4 separate regions of the Homo sapiens genome follow, and all the other regions are linked to region 2. Evidence: chromatin contacts called from ENCODE Hi-C or POLR2A ChIA-PET data. All regions are on one chromosome and are shown on one strand. Each heading gives the region's core, a stretch centred on a gene start or an enhancer-like site at or near the end of the contact. The rest is flanking DNA. Distances are from core to core; before and after follow the strand shown.

Region 1 (6,976 bases), core at 2,808-5,307, 330 kb after region 2:
TACAGAACTTCTCCATTCTTCCAGAGTGGTCAAGTTTTAAGATCACTAAAATATTTTAAAAGGGAAGAGTACAAATTGTATTAATATCACAGACAGTAAAGATGGTGGGGATTTCCTGGGAAATTCCTTGTTTCCAAAGACCCATGTACGGCAACGTTCTCCAGAGAAGACCAGGAGGAATTTGCAGATAAGACTACAGCTAAGCCTTGATGGAAGACTTCCTAGCCAACAATCAGAACAACTGTGCCGCCATCCAGTGTGTGTGCCAATGGTGGCAAGCCAGTCTGAGCCACCGGCTCCAATTAGTTGTTGTATCTAATTAGCTTGCATACCAATGGAAACAATAATATTGAGAAAATTTAACAATCTCTCATCAAAGCTTAATATTTAAATTCCTTGCGTCAATTCATTTACAACCATTTGGCAGAGAATCTGCCCTTTTGCCTGCCTAAATACCAACTGTCTGCCTACTATTCTGTCTTGATACTTCGGCAAAATATAAACACTCATTTACTTTTAACTGTTTCCAGAACATTCAAAACAAACTATAAAGCGAAAATTATATATAATTTTATCCCCCACAGCAACTGATAAAATTTATTGAATGTTCACTCAGTGGACATTTCCTGATGTCCATTCTGACAGAGGGAGCCTTGCTTGTGTTAGAAACTCCATAAATATTTGCCTATTTGGTTTGCCTTTTCAAAATACTGACTTTCCCCTATAACTACAGTTTCCTATTATCAAATAAAAAATTCATGTCTGAGAATTCTCATCTTTTCACTAAACACTAAAATGTTCAACAAAAATTTTGTTACATTTTCAAGAGAAATCAATGTCTACTTTAGCAAATAAGATCCAGGGAGAAGGGGGCAAGGGCGTAAGTATTGAGTATTGTACTCAATTTAAATAGTGCATGTGCAAAAAGCCTATCGAGATTAAGGCATTTTAGGCCGGGCACGATGGCTCATGCCTGTAATCCCAGCAATTTGGGAGACCGAGGTGGGCGGATCATTTGAGGTCAGGCGTTCGAGACCAGCTTGGCCAACATGGTGAAACCCCGTCTCTACAAAAAATATAAAAATCAGCCGGGCATGGTGGCGGGCACCTGTAATCCCAGCTACTCAGGAGGCTGAGGCAGGAGAATCGCTTGAATCTAGGAGGCAGAGGTTGCAATGAGTCAAGATCGCGCCACTGCACTTAGCGTGGGCGACAGAGCGAGACTCCGTCTCAAAACAAAAAAAAAAAAAGAGAGAGAGAGATTACGGCATTTTAGCTAAATGAATCTACAGATGTGACTAAACTTACAATGGTGTTACATCCCAATAAAGCCATCATAAACTGAAAATATCCAAAGTCAAAAATGCATTTATATACCTAACCTACTAAAACATCATAGCTTTACCCTAGCCTATCTTAAACATGCTTGAATACTTACATTAGCCTACAGTTGGGCAAAATATGGCACAATCTAACACAAAGCTTATTTTAAATAAAATGTTGAACATTTCCTGTAACTCACTGAATACCACACTGAAGTACATTTTCTACTGAATGTTTATCACTTTTGCACCATCATAAAGTCAAAAAAATTTAAATCTAACCATTGTAAGTCAGGGACCAACTGTATTTTATAGATTCAAAGATGACACAGAGATAGAAGGTTCTTTTTAGAGATTATCTAATGTAATTTTTTATTTTGCAAATTAGGAAATTTGCTTGTCAAGATTACTGCATGCCTCATATTTCTTTTCTTTTTTATTGTCGCAAATTATCCAGAAATGTTGCATTGATTTTCATATTAGATCACAAAAAAAGAAAACATTTGATTTCCTCAGTATTTATATATCATGACCACTGCTCTGTTTATGGTAATAAGACAACATAAGTATACTTATTGTATACTGCATATAATATGTACAATAAGTACATAAGTTCTTATTGTATACTTATTGCAAATACTACATAATTATTAAGCGAGAAATCAGCATACTTCTATCATCCTATAATTGAGATTGACAGAAATCTAGAATGACATTTCATGAAATCAGAACCCTGAAAAACTTAATCTTCACAAACTCCTAGACAACACCAACTCCTAATTTATGCACAGAAGTTTTGTCTGAACCTCATGAGCAGGTTTACAACACTTTTTTCAGACCTGCAAAATGTTTCACCAGTCTATAAAATTTTGTCGAGCCTTTGCTTTGCAAAAGGAAAAAAGAGAACGAGTCACATACCTTCACTGAAAGAATTAGAAAAAGCAATTCCAGAATAACATCCCAAGTGACAGTCTAATACTAACTGCAGCCACAAACAAACCTGCCTATAAGAACAATAAATAATCTTTCTGTATTGGTTGATACAAGTATTTGTCCTAGTTAAAAGGCTGCTTAAGGAGTTTCATGTTAGTAAAATAGAGTAGATGATGGTGAGAGGAAAGGGGTGGTATATCAGATTCCGTATTGCAGATTAAACTTTATGTGCCATTACCATCAGAGAAATGCAAATCAAAACCACAATGAGATATCATCTCACACCAGTTAGAATGGCGATCATTAAAAAGTCAGGAAACAACAGGTGCTGGAGAGGATGTGGAGAAATAGGAACACTTTTACACTGTTGGTGGGACTGTAAACTAGTTCAACCATTGTGGAAGACAGTGTGGTGATTCCTCAAGGACCTAGAACTAGAAGTACTATTTGACCCAGCCATTCCATTACTGGGTATATATCCAAAGGATTATAAATCATGCTGCTATAAAGACATATGCACATGTATGTTTATTGCAGCACTATTCACAATAGCAAAGACTTGGAACCAACCCAAATGTCCAACAATGACAGACTGGATTAAGAAAATGTGGCACATAAACACCACGGAATACCATGCAGCCATAAAAAAGGATGAGTTCATGTCCTTTGCAGGGACATGGATGAAGCTGGAAACCATCATTCTCAGCAAACTATCGCAAGGACAGAAAACCAAACATCGCATGTTCTCACTCATAGGTAGGAATTGAACAATAAGAACACTTGGACACAGGGTGGGGAACATCCCACACCAGGGCCTGTGGTGGGGTGGGGGGAGTGGGGAGGGACAGCATTAGGAGATATACCTAATGTAAATGACGAGTTAATGGGTGCAGCGCACCAACATGGGACATGTACACATATATAACAAACCTGCACGTTGTGCACATGTACCCAAGAACTTAAAGTATAAAACAAAAACAAACAAACAAAAAACCTTTATGTGCCATTAAAAGACTTCTGGAAAATCTCAAGTCAAAACTACATACAACCTCATACTTTTTTTTGTATAGGATATGTGACATTAATCATAAATTATTTAGAAAAAGGCAAGGGACAGACACATCTTAAATGTTTCTTTTAATCTAACCAATTTAAGAACATAAAAATCTCAGCAGCTGCTCAAAGGGTTAATTCCAAAAACTCAGAAATTTTTCAAAAAATGTTTTGAAAAATCTTGAAAAGCCAGATAATTGGTACCCTTCTCTTCCTTTTTAAAAGATTACAGATGGCCAGGCACGGTGGCTCAAGCCTATAATCCCAGCACTTTGGGAGGCCAAGGCAGGCAGATCACCTGAAGTCAGTAGCTCGAGAACAGCCTGGCCAAAATGGTGAAACACCGTTTCCACTAAAAATACAAAATTAGCCAGGCTTGGTGGCAGGCGCCTGTAATCCCAGCTACTCGGGAGGCTGAGGCAAGAGAATCACTTGAACCCCAGGGGTGGAGGTTGCAGTGAGCCAAGATCGCGCCACTGCACTCCAGCCTGGGCGAGAAAGCAAGACTCCACCTCAAAAATAAATAAATAAAAATAAAAGATTACAAAGCATGTATCTACAAGAAGTCAAAATGAGACAGAAAATTATATTTGGGAGTCTCCAAGAATCAAATGGTATCCTCTACCACCTAAACATGAATTCAGAAAAAGTATCAGGTTAAAAATATTTGTTCTTTCCCCTCATTACTCACAGTGTGACTATATCACTCATCACCCAAACCACAACACTGGAAAGTGAAAAAGGGTGATATTGATAATTTTGCCAGGATAAGAGAAGTTAGGATATAAGGGCTCCCTAGTTATTTTTATAATGGTCTCTCCTCTACTAGACCGAAGGTCAGTGATACGGAGGGGTTAGATATTCACTATTATATTTCTCACAGTAGCACATTCTCTCACACAAACTAAGCAGTCAAGCCTCACATGGTGAAAAATGAAACAAATACACCGGAGAGGACGTTCATAACTACTTAGCAAAGTGTAAACATTCTGACTAGTGGACAAAGACTAAGTGTGTAAGTCTATGGGTTTAGACTTTAAAACTCAAGAAAAGAATGAGAATGGAAATTACTTATGCTATCCCATTAAATATATCTAATGTTTTCTGTATACTAAAGGACCTACAAGTGTTCAAATCCTAACAGTAAAATCTTAAGAGTCATCACTAGTCAAGAAAAAGCTTCTGAAAGTATGGTATACTCCTGGTAAGTGAATAATGTGGGAATATATTTCTCCTCCAGCCCAGCCTCAGATTAGTATGTAAATTGTGAAAAGAGTACACAAATTGAATGTTTTTATTTGCTTTTCAATTGTTTCATGAATATTTACTATACAAAACACATTTTATTATTAAATCTAAATCCTTGTCCCAAAGGAAAAAAAAACACACAATAGCTTTATTGTGGCTACTTCAATTCTTAAAAGAGTAAAATAACCTAATAATTGTTTCTTACTGATCAAAAGTAATGTGTGCCTAGAAGATTCAAAACTGCTAAAGTTTCCTGATGGTACATAAGGACCTATATTCTGTACTGCTTCTCAACAACTTTGTATCAGCTTATCTAGTTTTCATTAGGACTAGTCCTGCTTGGCGGCAGAAAGCAATTGGTGTAGTTAAAATATTTATAGTTTCATTTCAGTTCCACTGTGGTTTGTTGAACAGACATAAAACCACAATCTTTATCATATGTGTCACTTCCTGTAATTCACAACTGAACCCAATTCCACTATTCATTATATAACACACTATTTAACAAAACAAAATACCACAGATAAAGAAAATAATTAGAATCCATTTAGGTTTTTTTTTTTTAAATTCTTTTCTCCAAGAGAGGTGTGAAAAGATCTTGAAAATCTGAAGAGGCATTTCCTAAGTGCTTTTCTTTCCTGCAGCTTTACTCAATTATACATAAGTCATCAATGCCTGTGATAACAGGATACAAAAAATAATAAGGATGCAGCACAAACAACCTAACTTTTTTATAGTTCTTCACACCTAAAATTTAAGAAATCAGCTAACAAATAACAAAACTGAAGGATGTAAACTTCATTTCCTATTCCACCTTCTGGTACTGCAGCTAATAAACAGGGAAATGGTCTACAGGTAGCTGGTAAAAGAAAGAGAGGAAAGGCAGAGAAAACACAAGAGCCAGTTTACCAGACACTAATTACACCTTCCTGGATGCTTCCCTTTTAAATTCCCTTCATAATTCATAAGGAATACGGTCCTTAAATTCATTTCTGGGATAGGCAAGAGTTTAGCTAGGATTTTTATTTTTAAACAAATTTAGACAAATATGAGTGACAAACTTCATTTTATAAGAAATTTAATTCGTATTTTATAAAATCACAGATTCAACTAATACAACATTACAATGAAACTGCTTCATCCAGGTCCCAAATAATCATAAGTGATGCAGTGGAACAGGAATAAACTGGCTAAGCACCAACTGAAGATATCAGAATATTTATGCAGCAAAAACCAGCAGACATCATATAGTAAGTAGTCAAAGAAATGTTTAGCATTGCACAGTTATTCCAGAAACAGGGAGTACACAATGTTTGGCTTATACAGTTTACAGACACACATCAAGCATGTACCATTTGTTCATTCATTTACTTTAAAAACATTTACTGAGCTCCATTATGGTTAATTCAAGGCCATGGAGAAGTGAAGAGGTATATCACAACTTTTGTCTTCAAGGAGCTCAATAATCAATCATGGCATGAACAAATAATACTTGTACCAAGTGAGGCAAGTACAAAAGTGCTATGAGAAAGCACAGGGGAATAAGAGATTTCTGCATCCTGTGAAAAACGGCAGCCTTCACAGAGAAGGTGACATTGAACTAAAACTAAAATAAGGACAGGAGTTTGCTAAAAGGGAAAAAAAGGAATCCTGGCATTCAGAGAAGTTTAACTTACACAAGTTGAATAGCCCTTATCTGAAATGCTTAACCCCAGAAGTGTTTTGGATATTTTATTTTTTCAGATTTTGAAATATGTGCATTATACCTACCTAGTGGGCATCCAAAATCCAAAAATCCAATTGAGAATTGAATGAGCATTTCCTTTCAGTGTTATGTTGGTGCTGAAAAAGTTGTGAATTACAAAGTGTTTTGAATTTTCGAATTTGGGATGCTCACCCCGTATTACTTACACCTGAGCTAGCCCTGGGGTCATGCCAAATGACCCAAATTGGTCTTCTTAAATCGTCTAGAATAAAAATCAAGACTTTTGTATTCCCTAGAAGAAACAAGACAGTAAGTACTACCATGACTAACCAGTAACATAAAAATAAATGGGTAACTATAGGAGCAAATTATTAAAGTTATAAAATGTAGGCAATTTACTTAAACACCAAACCTGATTCTTCATCAATAAAACAGAAATAATAAAAGCTGTCCAACCTACCTTCATAAGGTGGTTGTGAGGATCAAATATAATAACATATAGACAGCTTCTTTATCAACAGTACAGCACAAAACAAAGCAAATAATTATTTGTTTAAGCCTAATAAATCTAGATAATTCCTAATTCATGGATTCAAAAATTAAGTGAAATGTATAGACACGATATTATATATTTATATTAATACTAACTATTGACAAGTGATTTTATGTTTTACTGAACCACGTATGTTGTGAAAGGAGACAAGAAAATGCCTGT
Region 2 (7,470 bases), core at 1,771-4,270:
CAGTTTTTTCCTTAGTACAAATGAAGCTATAATATCTCCTTAGAGTTGTTGTGATGATTAAAGAAGTGGATGGAGGTGAGTTGCTGGTACATGATGAAGAGTAATAAATGTTTTTTTCCCATTCACCTCTTCCGAATACTTATATTGCTTTTCCATGCACCAAAGGGAAGTCTGTAGCTGTACAGTATTAGTTACATTTTTAGACAATTCTAAATAGTAAAAGCTTCATTAATTTGCATTCCATTCAGCTTTGGTAGAAATTCAGCCAGGAATGCCTTCTTGTTGTGTTCATAAAGAAAGGGTTTGCTAAGCTAAGGTGTGTTAGTCAGAAAAGGCTAGGCTTGTGCTGCAGTAACAACCAGCCCCAAATCACAGAAAAGGTTACTTCTCTTGGGCATGAAGTCCACGGCAGGCCAGTGCTTTCCAAGGTGGCTGCTTCCATCTGGTGGCTCAGCGGCCCTACCTGTTTCCACCCAGCGCTTCTACCAGCTCAGTCATGGCCCGCACTCCCCCACCTAAGGGGAAGAGAGAAACCGGAAATTTGCACATGGCCCTGCCTATGTGCAAAGGGGCTGAGACGTGTATTTTCCATCTTCCCAGGAAGAAGTAATGGGACGCAGGGTTAGGTGAACGCATAGCATTGCCCCTGCTATATAAGGGTAATCATGAGTTTAGGGAGAACACATAATTTCAAATCACATCCAAGTGGTCTAAAAATGTGCTACTTGTGTACATGGGAACTTTAAGATACTGAAAACAACCATCAGCAGGTGAATGACTTGATAAACAGATTGTGGTATGTCCATACAATGGAATATTGCTTGGTAATAAGAAGGAATGAACTGCTGATACATGCAACAGCAAGGGCAAATCTCAAGGTAATTATGCTGAGTAAAAGAAGCCAAATGAAAAGGAGTCATACTGCATGATTCCATTTGTGTAAAATACTAGAAAATGCAAACGAATCCATAGTGACAAAAGTAGATCAATGCTTTCCTAGAAACAGGGATGGAAGAAGGGATGGATTACAAAAGGGCACCAGGAAACTTTTGGGGGTAATGAAAATGCTATCCTGCCAACCGTGGTGGCTCACACTTGTAATCCCAGCACTTTGGGAAGCCGAGGCGGGTGGATCACCTGAGGTCAGGAGTTCGAGACCAGCCTGACCAACATGGTGAAACCCCATCTCTACTAAATACAAAAAATTAGCTGGGTGTGGTGGCAGGCACCTGTAATTCCAGCTACTTGGGAGGCTGAGGCAGGAGAATTGCTTGAACCTGGGAGGTGGAATTTGCAGTGAGCCAAGATTGCGCCATTGCACTCCAGCCTGGGCAACAAGAGCAAAACTCCATCTCAAAAAAAAGAAAATGCTATCTTGATGTGGGAGTGATTTCATAGGGGTATGCACACACCGAAACTGACCAACTTTTACATGGAAATATGTGCAGCTTATCTACTTCAATAATAGCTCAATAAAGTTGAAAAAAATAAGATAGTGATTTGAAATATTATTCATTATTTGCCCCTGGAGAGTGTACTGGTCTCTTTTGGTATTTATTTGTATTTATTTTTCTTTCACTTTCTTTCTTCCCCCTCCCCAACCAACCCCCCGTGTTGTCCAAGGTGATCTTGAACTCCTAACCTCAAGCAATTCTCTTGCCTCAGCCTCCCAAAGTTCTAGGATTACAAGTGTAAGCCATCATGCCTGGCCTTATCTGTATTTAAAAGTAATAAAATAGAATTTCATTCATAAATTGAGTCTGTTGCCATCTCCATGCTCTCTCCTGTTTATTCCCGATTCATGGCAAAAAGACTGTTGCCCAGGGCTTTGCAATGAAGAGAAAAATCAGCTTCAAATCCAAGCTCACAACTTACTAGCTCTTTGGCCTTGGGCAATTTATTGAACTTTTCTGAGAACTGTCTGCAAGTGTGTGTCAAGTCCCTTCAGGCAGCTTGCCACAGAGCAGGTGCTCAAACCGTTGTTATCTGCCCCAGGTGTCTTGCTACCTTCCTGCCACACCATTTGGAACTTCATATTAGGGTTGCTTCTCTGGTTTTGAAATTGGTCATCTTCTCTGGTTTCCAGGCCTTGTATTAAATGCAAACAAAATTTAAGGGCTTGCCAAAAACAAAAACAAACAAACAAACAAAACTCAGTAATTAAAAAATATAGCATCGTAATCCAATCAAAATTGATATTTAAAAAATTCCACAATGAACAAGATAACAGACATTTAATAAAGGTAGCCTTAGTCCTGTCCCAAATTCCTTTTCAAACCCTTCCCCCAATTCTGCCAATTCCTCTTGATTCCAATTCCTTCATGCCTTGCTCTCAAAGAATTACTTGAAAGTCATAAGATATAACTCACGTAGTCCAGGCACATGTTGCCACGTGGCTATTTTTTATTTTTGTAGACATGAGGTCTTCCTATGTTGCCCAGGCTGGTCTTGAACTCCTGGCCTCCAGCGATCATCATGCTTCGGCCTCCCAAAGTGCTAAGATTACAGACATGAGCCACCATGCTGGGCCTATTCTTTCTTAAATGTACCTTAGCTCACATTTAGTTTAAGGTTTAAAATTAGAAGTGTTTTGATCTTTATTTAGAAGTTTAATGTTTTTGTGATCAGAAACGTGCCAAGGGAACTTAACTCTTGTTTGTATCAGTTAGCCTTCAGTAAAATTGATCTGTCCTATGTCGTTCCGCTTAAAGTTGCAGTTTCCAAAGACCTATTGACAGTGTCAACTGAGGACTTACCCTCCAATGAAGACAAGAGGGAGGTCAGCTTTCTCAGGAAGCAGCCCTGGTGGCTCATTTGGCTTTTTCCACTTACCTTTCTGCTTCTCCCCTCCTTTAAAGACAGCATTTGTAACCTCCTTTGCATAACTGAATCTTCTAGAGTTTACAGACCCATAAAAGAAAGCAGACAACAGGGAACCGTGTGAAATGAAGCTGCTTAGGAAAGTCACTGTGAGCTTTGGAGGTGGAGGACTTGGTGGATTAGAAACTGAAACTGAACGTTTGAAATTATAAATAACACTCAGGTGCTTGCTTTTTATTTTAAGAAACTTGAACATTTTCATTGCTGGGGGAAAAGGTCAGTGAGGTTTTCCTTGGCCCTCTTCTTTCTACACATCTTGAAAAGTAATCTCTGAAGTAGGACTTCTAGTTAAATCCCTATAGATTTATTTTTCCCCATCAAGGGACGGTGTTCTAAAAACTTAGCAACAATAAGCAAAATTTCTTTGGGCAGAAGTAAAAATTCTAGACACACAAGCAGTATCATACAAACACAGATGGAGAAATTTAATAAATGAGAGTATCTTAAAGATTGGTTCCATTGTATTAGATAGAAATTTTAAGATACTTAAGTTTGGGTTTTAATTCCTAATCTCTGGACAAGTTGCAAATTTTAATTTTAATTTTAATTATTAGATTTTTTAAAATTATACTTTAAGTTCTAGGTTACATGTGCACAACGTGCGGGTTTGTTACATATGTATACATGTGCCATGTTGGTGTGCTGCACCCGTTAACTCACCATTTACATTAGGTGTATCTCCTAGTGCTATCCCTCCTCCCTCTCCCCACCCCACTACAGGCCCCAGTGTGTGATGTTCCCCACCCCGTGTCCAAGTGTTCTCATTGTTCAATTCCCACCTATGAGTGAGAACATGCGGTGTTTGGTTTTCTGTCCTTGCAATAGTTTGCTCAGAATGATGGTTTCCAGCTTCATCCATGTCCCTACAAAGGACATGAACTCATCATTTTTTATGGCTGCATAATATTCCATGGTGTATATGTGCCACATTTTCTTAATCCAGTCCATCCCTGATGGACATTTGGGTTGGTTCCAAGTCTTTGCTATTGTGAATAGTGCCGCAATAAACATACGTGTGCATGTGTCTTTATAGCAGCAGGATTTATAATCCTCTGGGTATATGCCCAGTAATGGGATTGCTGGGTCAAATGGTATTTCTAGTTCTAGATCCTTGAGGAATCGCCACACTGACTTCCACAATGGTTGAACTAGTTTACAGTCCCACCAACAGTGTAAAAGCATTCCTATTTCTTCACATCCTCTCCAGCATCTGTTGTTTCCTGACTTTTTAATGATCGCCATTCTAACTGGTGTGAGATGGTATCTCATTGTGGTTTTGATTTGCATTTCTCTGATGGCCAGTGACGATGAGCATTTTTTCATGTGTCTGTTGGCTGCATAAATGTCTTCTTTTGAGAAGTGTCTTTTCATATACTTCACCCACTTTTTGATGGGGTTGTTTGATTTTTTCTTGTAAATTTGTTTAAGTTCTTTGTAGATTCTGGATTGGATATTAGACCTTTTTCAGATGGGTAGATTGCAAAAATTTTCTCCCATTCTGTAGGTTGCCTGTTCACTCTGATGGTAGTTTCTTTTGCTGTGCAGAAGCTCTTTAGTTTAATTAGACCCCATTTGTCAATTTTGGCTTCTGTTGCCATTGCTTTTGGTGTTTTAGTCATGAAGTCCTTGCCCGTCCCTATGTCCTGAATGGTATTGCCTAGGTTTTCTTCTAGGGTTTTTATGGTTTTAGGTCTAACACTTAAGTCTTTAATCCATCTTGAATTAATTTTTGTATAAGATGTAAGTTTCAGCTTTCTCCATATGGCTAGCCAGTTTTCCCAGCACCATTTATTAAATAGGGAATCCTTTCCCTATTGCTTGTTTTTGTTAGGTTTGTCAAAGATCAGATGGTTGTAGATGTGTGGTATTATTTCTGGGGACTCTATTCTGTTCCATTGGTCTATATCTCTGTTTTGGTACCAGTACCATGCTGTTTTGGTTACTGTAGGCTTGTAGGATAGTTTGAAGTCAGGCAGTGTGATGCCTCCAGATTTGTTCTTTTGGCTTAGGATTGTCTGGGCAATGTGGGCTCTTTTTTGGTTCCATATGAACTTTAAAGTAGTTTTTTCCAGTTCTGTGAAGAAAGTCATTGGTAGCTTGATAGTGACGGTATTGAATCTTATATTACCTTGGGCAGTATGGCCATTTTCATGATATTGATTCTTCCTATCCATGAGTATGGAATGTTCTTCCATTTGTTTGTGTCCTCTTTTATTTTGTTGAGCAGTGGTTTGTAGTTCTCCTTGAAGAGGTTCTTCATATCCCTTGTAAGTTGGATTCCTAGGTATTTTATTCTCTTTGAAGCAACTGTGAATGGGAGTTCACTCATGATTTGGCTCTCTGTTTGTCTGTTATTGGTGTATAGGAAGGCTTGTGATTTTTGCACATTGATTTTGTATCCTGAGACTTTGCTGAAGTTGCTTATCAGCTTAAGGAGATTTTTTTTTTTTTTGTAGAGATGGGGTCTCGCTATGTTGCCCAGGCTAGTCTTGAAGTTCTGGGCTCAAGTGATCCTCCCAGCCTCCCACAGTCCTGGGATTACAGGTGTGAGCCAGTGCTCCAGCTAACATTTATTTTAAAAACAAAATCAGCATGTTTTTTCTCCAGGAGAGGGCCACATGCAGAAGCTGCCCTTCCCCTAAGCAGTGGTGCCCCTAGGGCTTGTCAATGCCGGTGGAGGGACAGCAGGCAAAATGGCCTAGCCCGACAGGGAGGGGTTGGGGAGGACAGACTCAGAACACTCTGGAGAAAACGGAAGCTTGCAGAGTGGTGATGTGGAGACGCCAGGCTTCTCTTACTGCCTGGTCCCCAGCCCACCCTACATCAACTCATAGGAAGCACAAGATGGTTTGTGAATCACTGAAGGGTCATGAGTAACTAGAGGGTATTGCTTCAAAGGAGAAAAGTATTTAAACAGGATGCTTCATATGACTGTTCCCAGAGTGCAAAGGAAAAAGGAAAAACATCAAACTCTTCAGCAAGGTTCCCACACGGGTAGGGGCTGGTTTATGGCTTTGTTTTGCTGTCTTGAGTTCACCCTTGTTTTCATCTCTTTATTTGTCCAGTGTGCAAAATCTTCACACTTCCACCTCCTTAGGAAGGGAGGCAAACCTCGCCCACCCCTTCAGCAGTTGGTCTTGCTTCAACCTGGCAGGCACAGAACAAGTAACCTTCAGCAATCCTTTCCCCGCAGTCTGAATTAGTTGGTGTGGAACACTCCAGGGAGGGCTTTGGCACCTCAGGTCACATGTGTGTTTTCTCTGTTAAGTAGGTCAGTCATGCCTCTTTATTCTTTCTGGATTTCATTGCATGGCTCAGCTGTGAGCAAGATCTACATCATCATATAAATCTAAATAATACATGTTGACTCAACCAAAAACTATGATGCAACTATATTGGGAAGATAGAAGAGGAAGTTTGCATGTGAGTGGTGGGGGTTGGGGGTCAGGAGCAGCACCAGGGAAAGGAAGGAGAGGTGAAGCCATGCTCAATCCTCATTTTCTGTGATAGGAAGAAATTGGATTATACCTAAAACTGAAAAATCAAGAAATAACAGTATCAACACATTATTGAGAAATTTAAGTATAAACACCAGAAGAAATGGCCAGAAGACTTGCAAGGGGTTGCCTCTGGAGAGGAAGATGTAAAGACAGGGAGACCATAGGTAGAGACTGCTGTTTTTCATTATTAGCTTTGTAGTGGTATTTAACTCTTAGAGCTAAACAAATGTGTGATTTTGAAATAAAATAAAATAAAATAAGGCAAAAAACAAAGTCATCCCCCGCCTGAAGGTCATCTTTCAGCTACATAAAACCTTGAAGTTACCCCTTGTCTCTCTCCTGGGTTACATCAAATTCACAGACAGGATGTGTATCCCATTTCTACCTAGAGTGAGTTAAGGGGTAAAGGGGTAAGTAGGCTTGGTCACCCTATTGGGGGGTATCTATTACTGATGGCTCATCAGATCACCTTGGGAAGAGAACACAGTCACAAAGATAATTTGTCGCCATTTGTCTTTTAATGAGCTGGTATCCATTCTGCTCTGAAGAACAGTGACTTGGTTTATAACAATACATAAGCACGAAGTCAGTGCAATATGAGGAGCTTCCTAGCAAGGAGAGTAGAAAAGAGTGACTCCTCTCCAGAGCGTTTTCTAGGGAAAGCTAAATGGCTGCCTAGCAGGGGGTGCTCTGGGAGGGACTCCTGCCTGCCACGGGGGAGGGACTAAACCAGCTGTCCTCCAAATTCTGTCCAATTCTGAGACTTTAAGTTGTTCCAGAAAAAGTTCTTAGACTTTTGCTCATTACACTGCTGCATTTGCAGTCCTTTAACCCACAGGATTGAGGGTGAAAAGATTGGGAATGCAGCAGTATAATGAACAAAAGTAATGAAAACTCACAGATAACTCTGTGCCCCTTCTTAACTGCACTCTTCCTGCACGGTGTGGGACATTTGTCAATTCTGATAAGAGGAAATTGGAAGCTACGACCTGGTATATATTTGTTTTATATGCTGTCATCATTACTGCCTACTTTTAAAAATGGAGAAAAAGAACTGATGTCATCCTGAAAACCAGTATTAAATCTGTCT
Region 3 (7,251 bases), core at 2,746-5,245, 490 kb after region 2:
ATGGTAGTTAAAATCTGATTGTAAACTGTAGGTCTTTCTTAGCCAGTAAGCCTCCTATTACCCTCCTGACTTTACCGAGAGAAGTTGACAGCATGACACAGTGGAGAAAATATAGGCTTTTGAGTTGGACAGATCTGGATCTGAGTCCCAGTGTTACTACCCTGCTAATCATGTGGCTCTGGGCAACTTTCTTACCTTGCTGAGTTGCAATTTACTTATCTGAAAAATTGGATGACAACACCTACTTCCTAGGGTTGTTGAGCTCATTAAATTAAAGAATGCAAAACTTTTGGTGCATTGTAGATTCTTAACAATTATTTTCTTCCCCTTCCTTTTTAAATGTAGTCTGGAGACTAACCAATGACTGTAGCTCTGGCCTTAGCTTTCTGGACCAGTGCTGCTCAAAGGGTGGTGCTTGAACTAGTAGCAATCAGCATCACCTGGGAGCTTGTTGGAAATGCAGCTTTTCAAGCCACACCATCCTACTGAATCAGAAATTCTAGGGGTGGGACCCTGAAATCTGTATTTGAACAAGCTCTCCAGGTGCTTCTGATACATACTAGAATTTGAGGACTACAGCTTTAGTGTCTTCTGATTCATAAACTTCCGCCTGACCCCTGAGCATACCTATTTCCCTGCTCATGTTTCTGCATAGCTATTTTCAGAAAAAGTTATATCAACCTCTTGGTTGAGTCTAGAATTACACTTTAACTCTTTCCACATAAAACAAAGCTATTCTAGAAGATACTCAAACTCAACATGACCCCGAAAACTCACTCTTCCCTGCCCCCCATCCCCTTCAAAGAGTAAAAACGAACTGTAAAATAACTGACTTCCTTCTCTCCTCCTAGGTTTCCCATTTTAATAATAATTAGAGAAATGTGTTCACTAAAAGCTCACTTTATGTGCCACATTACATGTATCAATGAAATGATATATAAGGTAGGACTAATGTGAATTTCCACTTACTAGATGAGGAAATTGAGGATTAAGGACATTAAATAGCTAACCCAAGGGAACAGAGATTGTGCCAATGGGGACATCAGAAGGAGACCATAAAGCTGGAGCAGAGAGAAGGGACTTGCTTTTTCCTCTTTGTTGCCTGCATCACCCTTGCAGTGCCTTTCACTCCAGCAGAGGCACTTTGTTCTAGTTGCAAAGGTAAATTCCTATTTTGCAATTTTCCCAACACTTGCAAAGCTATCTTTATTGTACTTCCCATCCCCATCCTTCAAATACCAGCATCACTGGCCGATGTGCCCTCCTCAAAGGCTTGGATTCCAGCCCCATGGGACACCACCAGACTCAGGAACAGCAACAGCAGTTGAAAACACCTACTTCTCAAGGTCTAGTCCCCAGATCTATGGGGTTCCTCCACCAAACTACTACTACTCTACTACTTCTCCTTCCTTTTTTTTTTTTTTTTTTTTTTTGAGAGGCAGGTTCTCATTTAGTCACCCAGGCTGGAGTGTAGTCATGGGATCATGGCTCACTGAAGCTTCCACCTCCTGGGCTCAAGTGATCCTCCTGCCTCAGCCTCCCAGGTAACTTAGACTACAGGCATATGCCACCAAGCTCAGCTAATTTTTGAAAATTTTGGAGACAGCAGTTCTCACTATGTTGTCCAGGCTGTTCACAAACTCCTGGCCTCAAGTAATTCTCCTGCCTTGGCCTCCCGAAGTGCTGGGATTATAGGCATGAGCTACCACACTCGGTCCCTCTAAACTTCTATATTTTAATAATTATAGTTTCTTCCTTTTGTTCCCCCAGTCCTAGGGATGGCAGCTGCCTCCTGCTATTGCTTACTTCATGATACCATGTTTATTTATTTATTAATTAGAGACAGGGTCTTGCTTTGTCTTACAGTGTCATGATCATGGCTCACTGTGGCCTTGACCTCCTGGGCTCAAGTGATTCTTCTGCCTCGGCTTCCAAGTAACCAGGATTACAGGTGCATGCCATCATGTCCTACTAGATTTTTAATTTTTTTTCTAGAAAAGGGTCTCACTGTGTTGCCCAGGCTGGTCTCAAACTCCTGTCCTCAAATGATCCTCCCACCTCAGCTTCCCAAAGTGCTGGGATTACAGGTGTGAGCCATTGTACCCAGCCCATGGTACCTTATTGTTCCTTTTTGCCTTGTGGTTCTCTAAATATGGTTATATTATATTCTTTTTTGGCAATTAAAATAACTGGTGTGGCTTTTGTTTTTTTACTGGCCCCTGACTGATACATCTTATCACTGTGCTACTCTTCTTATTGTTAGCCAACTCTGAGACTAGAAAACTTGTAGTCTTTTTCATCTTCTTTCTTACTATTAAAATATCTCTCACCTCATCATTCATCAAACCCAGTTCATTCTCTTATGATGTCTCCCAATTTCTTTCCTCCTCTTCATTCTCATTGCCATAGTCCTGTCTGTGGTCTCCACTAACTTGTCCTTTTGCCTGTACTCTTGGATTGATTTTTTAACTTGTATTTCTGTCCTTTATCTTGCCTCATTCTAGGTAATTCTTTAACCTGGTTGCTTGGGTTGCTTAACCCAAATATAATTATAATGATTACTTTCCTATATTCTATTGAAGATCACATTCATTAACATGGCATTCAAGGTCCTCTAGAGTTTAATCCAAATCTAATTTTCTAGTCTGTTTAAAAGTTATGTTCCTTTTATGCGCCATCTTCTATGCACCACGTTGCAGATTGGATTCTATGGAAAGCAGACTCTGGGAAGAAGCGGGAGAGGGAACCAGGAGTGGGTACGATGAGATGTGAAGCTGCAGTGTGATCGCAGCAAAGTCCTCAGACAACCCATGGTGAGCTTTGAAGCATAAGTGGCCTTTCACAGCTATTCTGAACCTGGGCAGGATGGCTCACACCTGTGGGAGTTTTGGGAGACTGAGGTGGGAGGATCCCTGGAGGCCAGAAGTTTGAGGCCGGACTGGATGAGACCTCATCTCTACAAAAAAGTACAAAAAAGTTGGCTGGGTGTGGTGGCACTCACCTGTAGTCCAGCTATATGGGAAGCTGAGGCAGGATGATAGCTTGAACTTAGGAGCTGGAGGCTGTGATCTCACCACTGCACTACAGCCTGGGCAACAGAGCGAGACTCTGTCTTTAAAAAAAAAAAAAAAAGGCTGTCCAGTTCCTCTATACACACTCACAGCAACCAGTCACTGGATGGAGGCTCTTGCTGGGGAGGGACATGGTCTTGGGTGAGTAGCCCTGTGCTGCTGAGGGCAATTCCTGTGGAGGGCTGTTGTCAGGTGTGCTCCCAGTAGCTGTGGAACTAGATTGTTTAGTTCTGAAAGGGAAATCTGGGCTGCACACCACAGCATCCTCTAGAGACTCACATGACTCTGCCGTACTTGTAAAACAAGTGAGGCAACTCACTATGTCTATTGTCACATTAACTCCCCAGCCTCATATGTACTAGCCTGAGATTACACTTGTTGAAATCCAACCTGTCTTTTAAATATTATTTTGTCAAAATGGCATTATTGAAATACAGTTTACATACTGTACAGTTCACCCATTTACAGTGTATAATTCAGTGACTTTTAGTATATTCACAAATATGTGCAATCATCACCACAGTAAACTTTGGAACAGTTTCATCCCCTCAAAAGAAAACCCATACCCTGTAGGTCCCCCTTTCCCTTCAGCTCTAAGCAACCACAAATCTTTCTGTCTCTATTTCCCCATTCTGGACATTTCATATCAGAATCATATAGTAAGTGGTCTTTTGGGTCTGGCTTCTTTCATTTACCGTAATGTTTTCAAGGTCTATCCATGTTGTAGTGTTTATCAGCACTCCACTCCTTTTTATGGTCAGATAATATTTCGCTATGTGTCCGTACCACATTTGCTTATCTAAATTTGTCAGTCGACGGGTGGTTTGGACTATTTATACCTCTTGGCTATTGTGAATAACACTGCTTAACCTTTGTGTACAGGTGTTTGTATGCGCATTTGCTTTCATTTCTCTTGGGTATACACCTAGGAGTGGAATTGCTGAGTCATAAGATAAAGCTATGTTTAAATATGTGGGGAATTCCCAGATCTTTTTCCAGAGTTGCCGCTTCGAAAATGCCACTTTTCTATGAATTTGACAACTACCTGCCTGCCTCCTAAGTCCCCTCCTTTCATTGCAATTAAATGTTCTATTTCTATATTGCTTTAGCACTCTCTGTTACCCTTGTTTCATGCTCAGCCTTGTGATGTTGTTGCGGTGGACATCTGTTTTTTACATGCACCCATTCCCCTTCTTGAATGACATCCTCTTTTCTTAGTGAAAACATCCCTCCCATACTTTCAGTCTACTGGCCTGGCCAAGTAAGATGTTCTATCACTGTAGTCATGGAGAGTGAGTCGGGGGTGAGCATGTGACCCCAGTTAGGTTAAATTAGCGTCAGTTCTGGGACTTTTGTTGGAAAAAATGGGCAAGGACTCTATTTCCACACTAGTTCCTAAGCTGGTGATATGTATGCCTAGAACTATTGGTGACCTTCTTACCACCATAAGGTGAGAACTGCCTTGAGAGTGAAATTAATCAAAGAAAAGGAAAGCCCCAATATGGAATGAGACAGATTGCCTGTTGATTTTGTTTGACTCAGTCATACCTGACATCTACAACTAGAACATTCAGTTACCTCCAATAACTTCCCCACACATAAGTTCTTATGTAACTTCTGTCATTTGTAATGCTAAGAATCCCAGTCAATAGAGTGTTAATAGTGTATTCCTCCCTCCACTGGATTTGAAGCTTCTGAAGGTAGGGACCATGTCTTTCTCATTTGAGCGTGATGCTGGCACGTAGAAATTGCTAATAGACAGTTGCTGAGTAATTGAATGAATGAATGAATGAAGAATGAGTGTATATTTTGCTATGCTTGAAACCACATCCTATCATTTATGTCCAGCAATAGGGCTTTGCCTTCATTCAGAAAGAGACTGAGTTTTCCTGTGTGTGTGCATGCACATGTGTGTGCATGTGTGTGTATGTGTGTGTGTGTGTGTTTTCCTTTATGTTCAAGACTGAATTAAGCAATCTCACATGGGGAGTTGGGTACCTATCAAAGAACTTTAGTGCCTCTCTTTAAGGTCCTACTGTAGACCTCTCCTCACATGCTCTTGAGGAAAACTGAGCTACTTTTGTTTTCACAGAGCAATCAATGTAGCTTCATAAATAGGTTGTCTGTCACTTTATGTTGTTTATTTCTACATAATTGACTTTTGGGATATGGAAATGAAGATCTGGCTTTTTCATTACTTGAGAAAATGAATTTATTTTTTGATTCCAACTCTTTAAATATATACAACAAAATTATTTAAGAAATAAGTAGGTGTTTTCATAAGGAAGGTTATGTGGTAGAATAAATTCAGAGATATGTAGGAGAGGATAAGTGTAGCCAAAAAAATAAAAAGCCATTGTGAATAACAGGAACATCTGGAGTGTAGACTTTGGTAATTTTTGGTACTATCATTTGCATTTTAAATGGGTGAGCAATAAAACAGCATCTATTCATATGTCTCTATCTAGCTTGACTTAAAGTACACATTTATGATTTCAGCCAGAAAGCTGAAAAATACTTCAAAGCACCGTAATAGTCCACTTCTCCACCCTGAAACACATCATGCTCAGGCAAAGTAGGGGCTTTGTGGGGGCAGTAGCTACAGAAAAGCTGCTACATGAAACCCTGGGACTAAAGACTTGGGTTTGAATCTTTTATTTATTTTTATTTATTTATTTATTTATTTATTTATTTTTTTAGATGGAGTCTCGCTCTTTGCCCAGGCTGGAGTGCAGTGGCGTGATCTTGGCTCACTGCAACCTCTGCCCCCTGAGTAGCTGGGATTACAGGTGCCTGCCACCACACCTGGCTAATTATTGTGTTTTTAGTAGAGACAGGGTTTCACCATGTTGGCCAGGCTGGTCTCAAACCCCTGACCTCAGGTGATCCTCTAGCCTTGGCCTCCCAAAGTGTGGGGATTACTGGCATGAGCCACTGCGCCTGACCAGGTTTGAATCTTTTTATCTTCACAAAACTGAGATCTTTATTGTCTGCCATATTTAGCTGTGCTCTGTTGACTTAAGAGGACAGAACAGACAGAGCATTTGGAAAGGGATTGTTCTGCCTCCTATTTGCCAGATTATATTTTTTCCTTTCTAACTGATGCATGAAAATTTTATCCTTTGGAAAGTAAATGTCCCAGAAGAATATGATCTAACCCTAGTGACTCATTTGAGAGATTCTTTAAAGTAAAGGAGTGTTTCCTAAAATAGAAGGGGATTTCACTTTGAGGGCAAGAAGGTTTTCCCTCTTTATCCTTAGTCATAGAGGTTATGCTGTCCCTGACACGTCATTACTTCCCTCCTGTTCCTCTTCCTTAGATTTAAAACAAACCGGGGAATATCCTCATTATCTAAAACATTTTCTCTGTGCATTTGATTAAAAGCTGGTATTTTCTGTTGATAAAAAAAAATTAGGACTGTAGTAGTCCAACATAGACACTGCTTATGGGGTAAATCTAGGGGACAGATCCTTATATTAAAAGGGATGGTGAGAACCCTGCTGGCTCTTGCTTGTGGTAGAAGAACAACCTCAGCAGATAAGAGCTTCACACCTTATAGCTATATTAGAATGTATTTTCTCTTTTCTTTTCTTTTTGACAGAGTCTCTCTCTGTTACCCACGCTGGAATGCAATGGGTCAATCTCAGCTCACTGCAAACTCCACCTCCTGGGTTCAAGCGATTCTCTTGCCTCAGCCTCCTGAGGAGCTTTGATTACAGGTGCCTGCCACCATGCCCAGCTAATTTTTTTATTTTTAGTAGAGATGGGGTTTCTCCATGTTGGCCAGGCTGGTCTCAAACTCCTGATCTCAAGTGATCTACCCATCTCAGCTTCCCAAAGTGCTGGGATTACAGGCTTGAGCCAAGGCGTCCAGCCTAGATGGTATGTTCTGAGCAGTGTTTGATAAATCAGGGGTCCCCAACCCCCGGAACATGCACCGGTACTGGTCCGTGGTCTGTTAGGAAGTGGGCCACACAGCAGGAGGTGAGCGGCAGGCACGCAAGCGTTACCACCTGAAGTTTGCCTCCTGTCAGATCAGCAGTGGCATTAGATTCTCATAGGAGCACAAACCGCATTGTGAACTGTGCATTTGAGGGATCTAGGTTATGTGCTCCTTATGAGAATTGAACTAATGCCTGATGATCTGAGGTGGGACAGTTGCATCTTGAAACTATCCCC
Region 4 (7,492 bases), core at 84-2,583, 430 kb after region 2:
AGAGAAGAATGAGAGCCAAGTAAAAGGGGTTTCCCCTTATAAAACCATCAGATCTCGTGAGACTTATTCATTACCACAAGAACAGTATGGGGGATACCACCCCCATGATTCAATTATCTCCCGCCAGTCCCTCCCACAACACGTGGGAATTATGGGAGCTACAATTCAAGATGAGATTTGGGTGGGGACATTGCCAAAGCATATCAGTATATATCAAAAAGAAAGGAGATTAATGTATCAAAGAGATATCTGCACCTCCATGTTTACCCAAGTACCATTCACAATAGCTAAAATATGGAACCAACCTGAGTGCCCATTAACAAATGAATGAATAAAGAAAATGTGGTATATACACACAATGGAATATTTAATTCAACCATAAAAAAGAATGAAATCCTGTCATGTGCAGCAACATGGATGGAACCACAGGCAAGGTTAAGTGAAATAAGCCCAGCAGAGAATGACAAATGTCACATGTTCTCACTCTTACATGAGAGCTAAAAATGTAGATCTCAAAAATAGAGAGTAGACTGGTAGTTACCAGAGGCCAGGAAGGGGAGTGGGGGGATCAAGAGGAAAAAAAGAATATAAATATATAAATGTATATTCACTGAACTTTACACTAAAAATGGTAAAGATGGTAAATCATGTATGTATATTTTACCTCAATTAAAAATATTTTTAAAAAAGAAATACTTGGGTAATCAAGTTCAAGACCAGCCTGGCCAACACGGTGAAACCCCGTCTCTACTAAAAATACAAAAATTAGCCAGGCATGGTGGCGCACGCCTGTAATTCCAGCTACTCGGGAAGCTGACCCAGGAGAATCGCTTGAATCCAGGAGGTGGAGCTTGCAGGGAGCCAAGATCACGCCATTGCACTCTAGTTTGGGCGACAAGAGCGAAACTCCGTCTCAGAAAAAAAAAAGAAGTACTAACGCATGCAGCAACATGGATGAACCTTGAAAATATTACACTTTGTAAAAAAAATTTTAAAAGCCAGACACAAAAAGCACACAAGATTTCATTTATACAAAATGTCCAGATAAGGCAAATCTATAGAAACAGAAAGTAGACTAATTGCTGCCGAGGGCTGGTGGTGAAAGAGCTGGGGGAAAATGGGGAAGGAGTGACTGCTAAAAGGCATGGATTATTTTTTGGGAGGTATCAAAATATTGCAAAACAGACTGTGATGATTACAAAACTCCGAGACTATACTAAAAACCTAAAAGTATAAGTGAATTTTACACTTTATATCTCAATAAAGCTGTTATCAAATAAAAGACAAAATTAAAAAGCAGCGCCAGTGTTCCATGAGCAGATTCTTGAAACACATAGAAATAGAAGTGTAAACTGCTAGTATAACTACATCCTCTTTTTTGGTTTACTTCCTCCTTTTACTTGTTCAATTACTAGACCAAAAATCAAAATCCAAATAAATCATTTTACCTTAGTCTTTTCTTCCAAAAAGTAATAAGGATTCTCTGTCATTCCCCTGCTCGTAAACCTAATACAAACTTTAGCAGTAGCAGATCATAATAGCATTTGAACAAGTTAGCTTCTCTGTGATACAGAGGAGCAAGTTATCCTTTGGATGATGACGATTTTAATTTTAATTTTTATCTGGAGATTTGCTGGCCCACTAGCTGCCAGTTCTCCACTAGCACCGAGGAAGTATAAATGAACACACTGACATGCACAGATCTAAGATCTTGCTTTTAACAATTTGTGAAGAACTGTGAAAGTTACAACCTGTAGTCATTTATAAGGGGCAGTGAATCTACCTGTTAGAGGTCTGTAAGGATAAAGCATCAATTTGACCCACTCTATCCATCTAAGCTGGTGTGCAAGGCACCAAGGTAACGAGCAATTCTAACCAACTGCCCAGCACCTCTAACTCAGCAGTAGTATGAAAACATTTATTGATCAGTGGATCTGTGAAGGCCTCAGGATAGAACCCTTGCAAATGTCATGGGTCAGTTATGTTAGCCAACATGACAGTTAAGGCCAAGAAAAATATATTCCACTACTTATAGGAAATACTCTAAGCATATACCAAATTTCACTCAAATGAAGTGTAATTTTCTATGCCTATGGCCCTACAGACGCTACGATTTTATGAGCAGAAATTTTTTCTTAGCTATAAAGTTTTGTTTTAAAATATTTACCCATTAAACTGTGAGTAATGTTTTTAAAAAGGATGACATATTTAACCCAACTTCAAAAATAAAACTATCTTACTGCATTTTTACTTCAAAGACAACAATAAAGTGAGAAAAAACTGAAATATGTAGAGGCAAATATCTCCTACATGAAATAATTCAATCTATTAAATCATTTGTAGGTGTTCTTTAAAATAATATTTGTTTATTCAAAACCTGAAAAAAAATTAACCAATACTATATTAGAATAACTTCCTCTAAAAATGCCTTACATAAAACTTTATCTACACTGAATGCTGTGATTCGGGGTGACTTGATAGTCTCAACTTCTTTAAATAACAGATTTGCACAACGCTTAAACACATACAGTTCCTTCAATATGATTCCAAAAGAAGCTTAACTAGATATCACCTAAGAGATGCACCAAAATTCAGAGGTTCCATCTAACCTGACAAACACACAGTATTGGGTTGTCTGTTAAGGTTCCCGAAAATAGGATAAACCACACTCAAAGTGGAATGTGACACACACCCACCCCTACCCAGACAACCAGTAGAAAAAATCGTTCTCCACTCTCTGACTAAACAGGTAAAACCCACAGATGTTCCCTCACATATAATCTTTACATGTGATAGCAGACTAACAACTACCCAGGGAACCAAAAGGCAGGGTTTTGAGAGGCATGTGTGATAGGAGAGGTAATCCACAAAGGGAGCAGAGTAAGGGGATGCTTTCTTCTGAAATGAGATATGACTTAACTGATTAAGTAAAGGACTCTGACTTCTATTAGGCAGATAACTTTAATTTGCTCTATTTTGATAAATTAATCCATTACAGTCATTAGGCCAATGCAGGCAGTGCAGAACTTGTAAAAATCAACCACAAAAGCACTGTTAACTTTGACCAAAAATAAGCCAAACTAACACTGCAATCTAATCTCTTTCTGAAGATGGTAACCACATTTTCACCGAAATACAGATGGGCAGATTAACTACAAACCACAACCAAATATTTGACACCAAACAGTCCAAAGACCACAGTGATGCACTTAATAAGCACACCAAACATCCATATTAAGTAACACAAGCACACTGATAAGTGTTGATTAACCAGTTTTACATTTTCTATCAGCTACAGCACAGAGGACCCTTTGCTTGCCAAAGGGAGTGCCATACGAAGGTAAATAACCTTTCTCTCTGCCTGACCCAGTCCAAGCAACTGTTTTAGAATCAATAAAAGGAGCCAAAGCCACTGCACTGCAGACCTAGCTTCTAAAGCAAACTTATCAGCTATCCAATCCTCAGCCCACAAGTGAGAATTTCCTTACAAATTCCCAAGTCAGAAAATTAACTAAAGTAGATATCTTCCCTGAAACTGTTTGAAGGGCTTATTATGTGTGACTTCTACATTTAAAAATTAAAACCTGTAATACACATTTTGCTCTATTTATGAAGAGCTTACATATGAACTAGTAATGATGTCACTAAGGCTCAAAGACAAAGTAAACCTCCAAATTTCAGATGACACTATAGTTAAACGTTTCTTTTACTTTTAATAGAACTATGGTTCAATTATTTGTTTATTTAAATAATAACCTTTATATAGTTCCTTTCCCCATTTATCTAATAGCAAAATTGCAGTCTACATCACATGATACTGTATGTGGATTTCATTTATTAAAAATGAGCCTTAAACAAACTTATTAAAACAAAGTTGTTTATTTTGCCGGTGATTGGGGTTGTCAAAATTTAAGCAAAGAAGTGTATAAAGTTCACTTATTTATCAGTTCAATTGTTCATAAAAAAGGTTACAAAAATAATATATGTAATATATTAATAATATGGGTTTTTTAAAGATTCAGACCATTAAAACAAATATTATCCTAAGAAACAAAGGATGTTAGGTTTAATTCAAACTGGGGTTTTTCCACAAATCCATCCACTTATAATCATTGACCACCAAAAGCTAAACAATGATCTGCCATCTGAAACGGCTTTGATGTAATACAGTCCTAAGAGTGACAAAAAGTCTTAGGTTAAACGGTTTTACCTAACAAAGAAATATTTGTTCTATTTGAGTGAAACATTCTTTGAATATTATTACTGTAAGTTTATAAACTGTACATGATTCATTTGAAGAACCATATTAGATTCACCACAAAGTAAGTCCTATTAGAATTTTTCCTACACAAAATTGTTATCTTTGTTTTTACATAAAAGTAAGATCAGTAAACTCAGAAATCATACCAAGCAATAAATTCTACCTGCGTTCAACGTTGGGAAAATTTTTATTTAATCGGCCCTCTCACCTTCAATGCATAAGATTATCATTTTAAACCAGAAAAACTCCAGGTTGGCCTGGTTCCAATGCTGATCTCATCTCAAAACAGAAATAAGTGTCTTAAAAATAACCAAACAGCCATCTTCTAACTACTGCACCAGACCCAAAGCAGCAGCATAAGGTAAGAGGTTATTTTTCTCCTCTTTGTCCATGTATCTTTATAACATTAACCATTTCCAGGTAAGCACTTTTCTTTCCTAAAAGTAAACACTGACCAGAAAATTCGAGGTCATGATCATAAAGGGAGAGAGAGTTTTACATTTAACATCATTGCCTCAAATCACCCATTCTTACCTAGTCACAACCAATGACGACAAGAAATAATGTAAACCATGAAGAAACACTGTTTAATGTGTCTGCATTTTTAAAAATCAAATTCCAACAAGATAACAATACAACATAGCACATATTTTAGCCATGCTATTATTCTATCATTAAAAAAACCACTTAAGGCCCTAACACCTCTTCCACTAAAATGTCATAGTGTATTTGTTACCCTATAATTTCATTGTCTTACTGTTATTGCATTACACTACTTTTGGCAACTCCGTTCAACCACTACAAACATACTTGCTGAACATTCCATTTCTGCACAGAGATGACAAAAACCATTGTCTTCCACAGTCACTTAAGTTCAAACAACAATGATGTTTTTACTAATTAATCAGACTACAACAACAGCTGCATATAAAACCAACAGTTCAAATGCACCTTCTGCAAAAGATACAAGTAAATAAAAAACCATGAGTACTTACCTACAGTTGGGAGGAGGGTCCAATGTGATTTCTGCAAGTTCCTTCTGAATTCTTTAAAATAAAGACAAAGAACATTATGTTAAAAATATCTTCACTCTTAACAATTTATTTCATTAAAACGTTACATTTTAATAACATTTCCCTTTGGTATATTAGTTTGAAATACTAATACTGTATAAAGAATCACATCCAACAAACAATAAAGTTGCAATTTCTGCCAGGGTTTTGAGGATGCATCTAAAGGATGAGACTACCAGTGCATGCAACCTGTGGAAGGAACACTACGACTTCACTGAACCACTGACAGCACTAATTAAAATTTCTAAAGCTGGAAATTTCTGCCACACCATTCATGGGTCATTTTAACTTCTGTTTTGTATTAGAGCATTCCCATACAGGATGGAAAGCTGATATTAAGTTAAATCCAAGCATCATGACTGATAGAATCAAATGATTCGGGATCTCATTCCAACACCTGAAACTGCCATCAAGATGCATATGGTATTCCTTCCTGGAGCCTCTAATTTGGACCAGGTTGGGACTTTGAAGTTTAACACTATTTCATCGGCTAGAACTACCCTAATATTACATGAGCAATTAATGTCATTGCATGAGCTTCATGCAAAAAAAAAAATTTAAGCCTGCTCTATCCTCATGTGTTACATTCTACTTTTATTTTTAACAGCATCTAACATCCTATGTACATACAAAAAGGCTGAAAGTGCGCCACTGTTTTCTAAGACTATACTTGGCAATCCCTTAACTATCATTCATACCTTATTAAATGTAGGCTTTGTTAAATCAAATACCAAAAAATTCTCAAAACCGTTTCTTCTCCTTTGCCTTGGTTCTTAAATATGGGGTTATTAATAGCTGGATGCCTGTTGTCTGGTAATTACTGTGACAGTATATCAATAATAACTGATTAAAGTATCTTTAAAAACCAAAACAAGAATTTGAGCAAAAATATTTAAACTCAAACAATTTCATTCTACTTCTTTTTCAAGACAACAAACTACTAGAATAAATGGGATCCCTCCAATAGAATTGGTATCAACTTCCCGAAGGAACTGCATGCTACTAATATAATTGTGACTTCTCTAAACCACGTGATTCAAGGTTGGCGAGGCATTATGAATCAGAGCACGGCTAAGAAATTCAAAGTCAAAAAAATGTCATTGTAATTCTGCTAGGCCATTAAATTGAGTCCCTGAGCAAGAATACTGCTCACACATGCTTGCTCTCTCTCCCTGTGCCTCAGTTTTCCGTCCTGTAAAATAGAAGTTAACTAGAACAAACTCCGTGATCTCTTTTAACACACTGTAACTTCCTTCTAATATGGATTCTGTGAAGTATTTATATGCATACAAAGTACATATTGCCCATATTTAAATGACAGAAGTCTCAAAGATTTGATATAGGAGAAGATATTTTATGGATTTCACACAAAAGTATACAACAGACACTTCAAAACTCAGTGGCTAAGTCCAGGTTAAAGATGGCCAACTAGGCACACACACTTTCACCTCTCACTCATTCAGGACCCCACTGGGTGGGTAGGGGACATACAGAAAATGCAAAAAGGAATAAACAGCAAAGAGAAGGGTGGTGGTCACCAATGAGTGAGAAATTTCAATATATTTCTGCGAGACAAAACAAATGGGTGTAAATCAAACAGGTTGAGACAGGCAAGAGGGGGCTGCAGAGTGTATACCAATAAAACAGACTACTAAAGGGGCATAGGGGGAAGTAATCAGAAATCCCAGAAGGAAAAAAAGCTGCATAAGAAAATCACAGATGAAATATGAAGCAAACTAAAATGTAAAATAACTTTAATTAAGTATCAGACATTGGGGGTGAGGTGGGGAGAGAAAGATTTGATCTATTGTGCCTCAATGCTATGACTCATTGAGAAGCCCAGAGATCATGACACTGGCCTTGTAGTTAATCTAATCGTAATATGCTGTTTGGTCTGGCATTGAATATTTAGTTATAATAAATGTATAATTTATTGGCCTTTTACTTACAGACAAAGCATAGAAGATTGGTTGTTAGTTGCACTGTACAAAGTAAATGTTATTAACTTTGAAGATGTAAAATTAAGTGTAGCTAATATAAACCAGCTAAAAGTGGATGGAGAAGATATTATCCCCAATTTACAAAGTAGAGAATAAAAAACATGTTATTCATAGGAATAAGAAACAGAAGTTTAAATATATATTTTTAGACTATAAAG

What was found. A loop is a pair of places that touch in the nucleus more often than their neighbours do. ChIA-PET counts read pairs that join two places held with the same protein, here RNA polymerase II (POLR2A). Pooled maps may share reads with other maps.
Region 1: a loop to region 2 is called in a map with no recorded cell type, with 6 times the contacts of the local background. The contact joins two enhancer-like sites. A Hi-C loop is called at or near these places in 1 of 168 maps with a recorded cell type or tissue (PC-3), 4 of 37 single-sample maps with no recorded cell type and 4 of 50 pooled maps.
Region 3: a map with no recorded cell type shows a loop between it and region 2 (12-fold over the local background). The contact joins two enhancer-like sites. A Hi-C loop is called at or near these places in 22 of 37 single-sample maps with no recorded cell type and 5 of 50 pooled maps.
Region 4: a map with no recorded cell type shows a loop between it and region 2 (5-fold over the local background). The contact joins two enhancer-like sites. A Hi-C loop is called at or near these places in 16 of 37 single-sample maps with no recorded cell type and 5 of 50 pooled maps. POLR2A ChIA-PET finds 5 or more read pairs at or near these places in 1 of 52 experiments (activated CD4-positive, alpha-beta T cell).

What each region holds. Positions count from the first base shown.
Region 1 is chr3:23,322,937-23,329,912 of GRCh38, reverse strand. All of the region lies in intron 3 of UBE2E2 (ubiquitin conjugating enzyme E2 E2), which reads right to left. Among named protein-coding and RNA genes, the nearest start is that of UBE2E2, 120 kb to the right of the region's middle. Within about 2 kb of position 4,057, at least 3 of the 41 ENCODE cell types and tissues checked have a DNase peak (open chromatin) inside an H3K27ac peak, as active enhancers do.
Region 2 is chr3:23,649,286-23,656,755 of GRCh38, reverse strand. LOC105376993 (a long non-coding RNA gene) reads right to left here. Exons shown (of 3, transcript XR_940651.3): 3 at 1,772-2,088. Among named protein-coding and RNA genes, the nearest start is that of UBE2E1, 150 kb to the left of the region's middle. RefSeq lists a silencer at 1,828-2,011. Within about 2 kb of position 3,020, at least 3 of the 41 ENCODE cell types and tissues checked have a DNase peak (open chromatin) inside an H3K27ac peak, as active enhancers do.
Region 3 is chr3:23,159,120-23,166,370 of GRCh38, reverse strand. No RefSeq gene overlaps it. Among named protein-coding and RNA genes, the nearest start is that of UBE2E2-DT, 40 kb to the left of the region's middle. RefSeq lists enhancers at 4,033-4,182, 4,293-4,552. Within about 2 kb of position 3,995, at least 3 of the 41 ENCODE cell types and tissues checked have a DNase peak (open chromatin) inside an H3K27ac peak, as active enhancers do.
Region 4 is chr3:23,215,077-23,222,568 of GRCh38, reverse strand. UBE2E2 (ubiquitin conjugating enzyme E2 E2) reads right to left here. Exons shown (of 6, transcript NM_152653.4): 3 at 5,257-5,307. Among named protein-coding and RNA genes, the nearest start is that of UBE2E2, 15 kb to the right of the region's middle. Within about 2 kb of position 1,333, at least 3 of the 41 ENCODE cell types and tissues checked have a DNase peak (open chromatin) inside an H3K27ac peak, as active enhancers do.